2 separate regions of the Mus musculus genome follow, and region 1 is linked to region 2. A link is a loop called in an ENCODE intact Hi-C map of the cell type or tissue named here. Cell type or tissue: heart. All regions are shown on one strand.

Evidence for each region. A loop is a pair of places that touch in the nucleus more often than their neighbours do. Peaks named below come from ENCODE experiments on the same cell type or tissue, not always from the same donor. Only the 100,000 strongest peaks of a DNase experiment are listed, where the experiment ranks them.
Region 1: it touches region 2 in a loop (4-fold over the local background); 4 of 42 quality-filtered maps call a loop at or near these places.

The regions. Positions count from the first base shown.
Region 1 is chr8:118,432,118-118,436,117 of GRCm38, reverse strand. The region is part of intron 1 of Cdh13 (cadherin 13); the gene reads right to left. Among named protein-coding and RNA genes, the nearest start is that of Gm24035, 7.5 kb to the right of the region's middle. In heart, no CTCF peak of the experiment used is centred here; DNase peaks (open chromatin) are centred at 2,067, 2,347 and 3,877.
Region 2 is chr8:118,348,514-118,352,513 of GRCm38, reverse strand. All of the region lies in intron 1 of Cdh13 (cadherin 13), which reads right to left. Among named protein-coding and RNA genes, the nearest start is that of Gm51555, 17 kb to the right of the region's middle. In heart, no CTCF peak of the experiment used is centred here; a DNase peak (open chromatin) is centred at 2,143; H3K27ac peaks cover 923 bases.

The DNA.
Region 1 (4,000 bases), 84 kb before region 2:
CCCTGTGGAAGCCCTGCAAGATTCCTGGCCTGCCTTGCTCTTCTTTATCCAATCAGGGCAACCGTACTCCCATTTCTTAGGCTAAGTGTGGGGATTGAGTTGATGAACATTTATGCCTACCATACACTAAGAAGCAAATAAATCAGCTATACACTGGTCTTTGTAGATTTATGTGATTAGAGACCAGTAAAGCAGAATCATTTGTACACAAGTGCTCGGAACACTTCTATTTTTGTTGTTGTTATATTGTTATTGTCGTTGTCATTGGCCCTCTGCAGTGGTAACTTCTTTCAAATAATGTAATGTGGTAAATGGGATGTGCGTTCAGACTCCAGAACATATACTGTTCTGCCGCTTCATCCATTCCGAGTTTCATTTTATTTTGTTTTGACGCCGCGATATGTGCCAATAGATTGGACACGTCTGCCTGTATACGCAGACAAAATGAAGAAGCAGAACCCACTCATTGTAAAAAGCACAGACTCTGTTTCTGGAAGGACTCTACACGGGCATTCAACTTGCCCAGACAGAGATCAGCCGAAACACAGCACAGCCTTGGCAGCCAGACGATGGGGCCCATTTTGTCATGTGAGACAAAGGCACTCTTTTTTTAAATAAGCATTTGTATTTTATCTTATAGACCTATTCATTCTAAATAAGCATCATCAGGGACCACTAGAAATCGTGACTCCTCACGTGGGCTCTGCCCTGCTGATTTACTAACCAGTGACAGATTGGGCAGCTGAGTGTTTTATGACTCTTGTCTACCGCCCCTTAAGATGATGGCATCCTGATTTGGAGACGCAAAGAGGTGTTACGAGCATGCCCAGGCAAAGGCATTCTCAAAAGTGATTTTTGTATCTTCTCCATGAGGAATGCCTTGTTCTACATATTGTAAGCTGCCTACAATGTTTTTTGAGATTAAAAGACAATACCAACAGACCAACAGCTGGATGGGGTACTACTGCACACTTGCAATTGTAGTCAGGGGCTTGATTTAAGGATAGCCTGGGCTACACAGAGAGACTTGATTAAACACAACATCACCCCCTCTTTCCGTCATTTCTCTCCAGCTACTAGAATAATAGCCCTTGAGTTCTTAGCTCTCAAAGGAAAAGAAGGAAGATTTGCCCTCCATTGGGAATCTATGGCAGGTTTTCCTGGCTTTTGAATTGGTAGAATAGAATGCAAGATTATAAGCAGACACATCTTAAGCAAGATGGTATATGTCATTGAAGTGAAGAGTGTGATTAATTAGTAATTTGCTATGAGTGATTTATCTTGTGCCTCCCCCCACTGCTAGAACTGCCTGCTGTGGACATCAGGTGTACAGCTGCCTCGTGCATAGTGATGAGGGTTCATGGCAGTGCGGGCTGAAAGGGGAGCTGACTTCCATGGAACCTTTGTCTTTCTTAAAGAGCCAGTTTTTATTAAACAGGCTTGAAGTCAAGAAGGGACCAGGCCCACAGAGGAAACAGAAGAGCCTGTGCTGTCCAAGCGTGTTCTCTCCCCAACCCCTGCTCTTCCCTCCCCTCCCCTCCCCTCTCCATGAGTCAGCTGCAAGTCTGCATCCCTGGGTGCCATTTTGGCCTCGCCTCAATAAGATAGTCACTCATCTTCCTACTTTCCCATTGTTACTTGCCAGCCCCTCAGTCAGTCCCCACCACACCATCTCTGTCCTGGATGTCTGAGGTAGCCTCCTTACAGTGGCTTTATGAAGTAGAGACTTTTCCCAAGCACGGCTCACTATGTGATGTCCAGTTTAATTCTGAAGTGGTCGGTCAGTGGTTGCCTTTTCTGTTCCTGGCTACCCAGCCACAGTCTCAGTCCATAGACACTGCTTCGGTCTCAGCCAGGGCACATCCCCTGCCTCTTTACAAGACTCCGTGGCTCAGCCATGTATGTCTAACACCAGCATGGAGATCTAAGGTTTAAACTTTTCTTCCCAAGGATTTTCCATTTGTTGGTCTTAGGTCTTCGAATGGCCCCTGCCACACTTCTGCCTGGGTACATCTGTCTCACCCGGATGTCCCCAGATTGCATGTCACTTCTGTCCAGAAGCCTTTCCTGTTTCCACTTGCTCTAGAGACAGTTAGGAGCTCCCAGGGTATCCTGTAGTCTCCACTGCAGGAAGCACTGAAATTGTAATTAATTCTACAGCTAGCCATTAACACTGCTTCTTTTCCTCCCCTGGCCTCTAACTGTAGAAAGAAGGACAATGGATGTGTTCATAACAGCTGCATCCTTAGTCCTAGGACAATGAAAGGTTCACAACAGGTCCTCCATAAACAGGGGGTTTACAGGAGGAAGGGAACACCAATAGCTGTTGCCCAAATCACTACTCCTTCCTTCCTGGGCCCACAACTGGACTACATTTCCCAATAGCCCCCACAGGCAGATGTGGCCATGTGACCAAGGGACAGCGACTAAGTAGGCCATCAGCAGCAGGCAGAGACCATGTGCATCTGTGGTACATGCACCTCCATGGTATTTCTGTGTCCTGGCTAGGCAGGAGGAGGCTGTCCTGAGTCACTTGGAAAGCTGAGTGTTGGAGCCCCCCAGCAGTGGAGACTACAGGATACCCTGGGAGCTCCTAACTGTCTCTAGAGCAAGTGGAAACAGGAAAGGCTGGACAGAAGTGACATGCAATCTGGGGACATCCGGGTGAAACAGACGTACCCACGCAGAAGTGTGGCAAGGGTCATTCGAAGACCTAAGACCCCCAGCAGCCTGGCTTTCTGAATGATTTTTAGAAGCAAACATCTGGGCATGTTCCGTTTCCCAGAGCTGTTGCATGGGTAGGATATGAAGGACTGCTGTGCTACGGAAACTCTGGAGGCCTTCTCATTGCTGGGATTGGCCTCCCAGAGCGGATGTATTAGTATTCAAATCAGGTGTTGGAAATGACAGAGAAAGGGGTGTGTCTTCCCAACATGCCTCTTAATATCTCACACAAATCCAACAGTTCCTATGGGTTTCTGATAACATAATATCAAAAGAGATTGGTAGATTTATTTTTGGAACAATCACCAATTTGTTCCTTCCCTTCACTGTCTCAATGAGCAATTATGAACATAGTGTGAGGAAGAGATCCCCAGTGCTTTCTAAAAGCAGTGTTGTAGTTTGTGGGGTTTGGGGTAGGGGTGGGGGTGGGGGTGGAGAAGATGGGCACACGACTGGACTACATTTCCCAACAGCCCTCATGGGCAGGTGTGATCATGTAACAAAGAGATGCCACAGCTATAGGACTCCTGAAAGCAGCCACAGATCCTGAGAGCTTGAGTTCTTTTGTAAGTATCTGTGATTGTCTTTTAGAGTCCTCCCTCTTCTGTATGTTGAGTGTAGCAGCACCAAGTGCAGGCATGTAAGAGTCTCTGGGTTGTGAGGGAAGGTGGACTGGAGCAATTGAGGAGGTCAGAAAGTCTCACCAGGCAAGCAAATCCCTTTAGAGAGAGAGAGCAAGAGAGTGAGAGAGAGAGAGAGAACTTTTCAATAGGTAAAAGTTCTTCTCTTTGTCCTTGGGAATTTTATTCAGTGGTCTTAGAACTGGGGAACTTCCTGCAGTTGCCTCTCTGTGCCCTCATGGTCTGAGCTCTTGATTTCAAGATGTGAGAAAGACAGGTTCACTCCATGATGCTAGCTTCGCTTACCAAGTTCATCTAGCCAAGTTAATGAGGGATGATGGAGCCCCTTAGCACCCTCGCAGAGCCTAACCAGTCAGCAGACTGGAGCTGCAAGATCCAGGCATTATCCCCACCTGGACCCCTGCCCCTAGAGGACGCCTGCTCCTTGAGCTGATGATGCCTTTGGCCTTAAAGGGAGAGCACAGAGCATGCCCTGGCTCGGAGGCATTCTCCCATGCTCCTGAAGCTGGCTCCACAGGCAGGAAATGCACTTGGATGCCAACTGCAGTATCAGAAGAGAACATTTACTCTCACTGAGCCACACCTGTTGTCCACAAGCCCTTGTTTCCGATCTGTTTAATCTCTGCGGAGGGAGG
Region 2 (4,000 bases):
CAGACTCTTTGAAGGGGATACATGGAGCTGGGCTAGTGGGGTAAGTACTACAGTCTCTGGGATGCTATAGGCCAGACATGGGCATGGGCCACGGAGGAGGGAGACCAGCGACATGGGGATTGTGTGTGGAGGTGGGTGAGTTATCAGAAGAGGACAGAGAACCAGGTTCTGAGCTTCAGAGACAGAAGGCCCAAGGGGAAGGAAAGTAAGACTGGAGACAGGACTCTTAACGGGCCAAATGGGCATCGTTTGCTCTTTTATCAGCCGTTTCCTTGTTCTCTACAAAGCTCTAATGTGCTTGGAAACTGTACTCCCCCTGCCAGGTAGGGCTGACAACCCAATTTGTCTGACTTGAGAAAAGGGCATTTGAATACGGTTGTGCAATCTGAACATCCTCTCATTCATAGAAATTAGTCAGACATAAAAGTGAGCAAATAGCTAACCCAGTTCCTTCGAATTTTGATACCTTAAGCATGCTGGGAAGCAAGAACTCCCTCCCTACTGGGGAGTACAGAAGGCAGACACCACATCGTTACCGCACACTCATTCAGAACAGAGCCAGTAAGACTCCAGGTTCACCAAGAGTGGACTCACAACGACACTCCCTTACCAGGGCAACTCAAGGGCAATTCTGAGTTATCCACCTCTCTTTCTGTACTTGTTTTTGTGATGGTTAAATTTTAATCATGGGTCAGACACCATTCATAACCATATGGGAAGAGAGTTTCCATGACAGATTATTCACATTGAGTTGGCCTGTGGGCATGACTGTGAGGGATTGTATTAAGTTAATTGACGTGAGAACACCTAGCCCAGTGTGGGCAGTACTATTCCCTAGTCGCAGGGTCATAAACTCTATAAGAAAGGAAAAAGCAAGCAAGCAAGCAAGCAGGCAGGCTAGCATACATTTATTTCTCTTTGATGATAAAGTGTCTCTAACTTTCCTGAGTTCTTGACACTGTGGCTTCTCCACAATATGACCTGGAATTATAAGTTGAGTAAGGATGCCCTTTCTCACCCTGAGCTGTATTTTGTCACAGAAACAAGCATGAGACTAAAATGCTACTACATGATTAAACCATGATGCATGTGAAACACTGGCAAGATCCATGAAGAAGGAACTCTTAGGCATATACTTGGTCTAAGAGATGGTCTTAGACATATACTAAGCTAAAGAGGAGGGTAAGAACACTGGTAGTTTTTCCAGGGGTCTTGAGATCAATCCCCAGCAACCATATGGTGACTCATGACCATCTGCAATGAGATCTGGTGTCCTCTCCTGATGCACAGGCATACATGTAGGCAGAAAATTGTATACCTAACAAATAAATAAGTCTTAATAAAATAACAAAGAAAAATAAATATACTCAGTAAATATATATGGGAAAAGAAATATATCACAAATACTAAAGGTCTTAGCCAAGGATGCAATCAAAGAGGACACATCCAGCATGCTCTCCCCTAAATGAGAGTTTTTAAGCCATAGCAGGAGTTATAAGATGAGGAAAGAAATCAGAGCAAAGAGACTATATAGTTCATCTACAACAAAGAGGAGCCAGGCCCTGAGGGGACTCAGTTAAGGGCTTGTTGTGCAAGTCTAAGATTCTGTGAGTAATACACAGAACCCCCTTAAGACAGCTGGGTATAGTGGAATGGTGCTTATAACATTAGTGCTAGGGAGGTAGATATGGGCACATTGCCAGGGCTTGCTGGTCAACCAGTCTACCTGAACTGAGACTCAGGCAGTGAAGTCAGTGAGAGAGACCGTCTCAAAACAAAAACAAAAACAAGCAACAAATAGTAGATAGCATCCTGTGATTGTCTTCTATCTGCCCCCACCTCCACACACACCACCACCACCACCACCATCACCACCACCTCCACAACAAGAACAACAGAAAGACCTTTGAACTAGGGCAATGTTCACACGAGTGAAAGAGAGATGTGGTTGCCATGTACTTCAGACATAGGGTCAGGAGGATTTATCAGCTCACAGGTTATCAAGGAAAAGGAAGAAATAAAAAAGTACTCAGATTTTCTAACTTTGGAGGTTGAATGGGGCTGGTAATGCCATTAGCTGGGAGGAGAGGGGAAAACAAACAGGAAGAGGCAATGACTCAGAGACAATGAGTCTCTGCTGGGCCACACAGGGCTGAGGCTGCCCACGAAGCTACAGGATGGAGATGCCCGGGACTAGGGAGGGGCAGCATTTGCTTGTACACAGCCTTATATGGACGTCTTGAACACTAGAATAGCGTTACAAATTGAATCGATATGGATGGTCACTATTTGTGGGGTTGGGAGGCAGCGGGGCTTGGACATTGGGACGTCATAACTGAAGGCAATTAAATGCTGTCAGCAGCTGCCCTGCAGGAGATCTTGCAGGACAAAGAGAAGACTCAAAACAAGGTGAAGAACCACTCCTAGGGCAGGACTTGCGGTCTCTGAGCCTTTGAGAGGATTAGATATGGCCCACATTCCAGACCATTAGTCCCCAGGGAAAGGGCAGCCAGGATTCTCTGACATCACATATGAAGGGCAGTCCTCATGTGGCCCTGACTCTCAGCTTGTTTTTCAGAGTTCTATCTTATGGCTCGCTCTGTGCACGGAAGAAGTTCCGGGTCCCAATGATTGAGAAAGTGTGGCACACTCCAGTGAGGGCTGGGGAGATGGGTTGGGTGGTGAGGTGCTTGCTGGCTAAGCACAAAGACCTGAGTTTGATCCCCAGAACCCACCCGATGAAAATTCAGCTGTAATGTCAATCTTACCGTCTTGGTACCGAGGAGGCAGAAACAGGTAGATCCCTGGGGCTCACTGCCCAGCCTGCCACACCTATTTGGTAAATTCCAGGCCAATGAAAGATCCTGGCTCCAAAGAACCAAGTGGATAGAACAATATCAGAAGCTGACCGGCCTCCACAGAAGCACACGTGTGTGAACACACGCATGCACACACATACACACACACACACACACGCACATGTACATACACACACACACACATACACATACACACACACACACACACACACATGCACATACACACACCCACACACATACACACACACACACATACACATACACATACACACATACACACACACCTGTGCACTATTTCTTCAGTACACAATTTATCTCCTCTTTTTTAACCTCACTGCTCCCAGTTTATTCAGTTGTATTTCCCTTTGAACTCATAATGCCACGCCCGTTTGTTACTACCCATAACAAGCCATAACTAATGTGCATAAGCTACTCTGCACGTCAGCCTAGGAAAGACTGCCCTGAGACAAATTTCTACAGTAAGCCAACTGTTCCACAAGCCAGTCTTAGCTTGAGAGTAGATCAACAAAACTCCCTGGAAGCATAGGCATGTGGGGTCAGCTAACGGGTGGAGTCATTTTAAATAAATCTCTTTTCACAGGACTCCTGAGGCTCCTGCTAGCATCACTCTTGTGAGGCTATATGAACCACCTCAGATTAGATGGTCTCCTCCTGACAGCTGAGTGACATTTGACACAGACAGGTGACCATCTCAATATCTTGTCTCAGTTGCTCAAGTGCATTGTCTGACTCCAGGAGAAGAACGGTGACGAAGGCTGTGCTTGTGGACTTAAGTCCAAGGGTGTGTCATGTTTAGAGATAAGTGTGATCCCAGTTAGACTTACGTTAAACACGGCGTCTAAAAAGGTCTTTATAGAAAAGGTTACTGTGAGGGTTGCTGTAAGGCCCACAGAAAGGGCAGCCATGCTGAGGCAGGGGAACCTGGGATGGGGCTTGAGGAAGCACTATTTTGCTGTCTGCCTTGCTTTGGATGCTCTTGAAATTAGCCTCCAATCAACCCAGGTTGAGCCAGAATTAGCATAATGTGTCGCCTCACCAACTGTGTTTGAATGCTTCTTCTTCATTCCACTAGTCCTCAGGGAAGCTCAACCCCAGGGGCAAGGGAGACAGAGAGCTGGCAGGAACGGCATGGGTGAGCATCTATACCCTCCCAGGCTGGA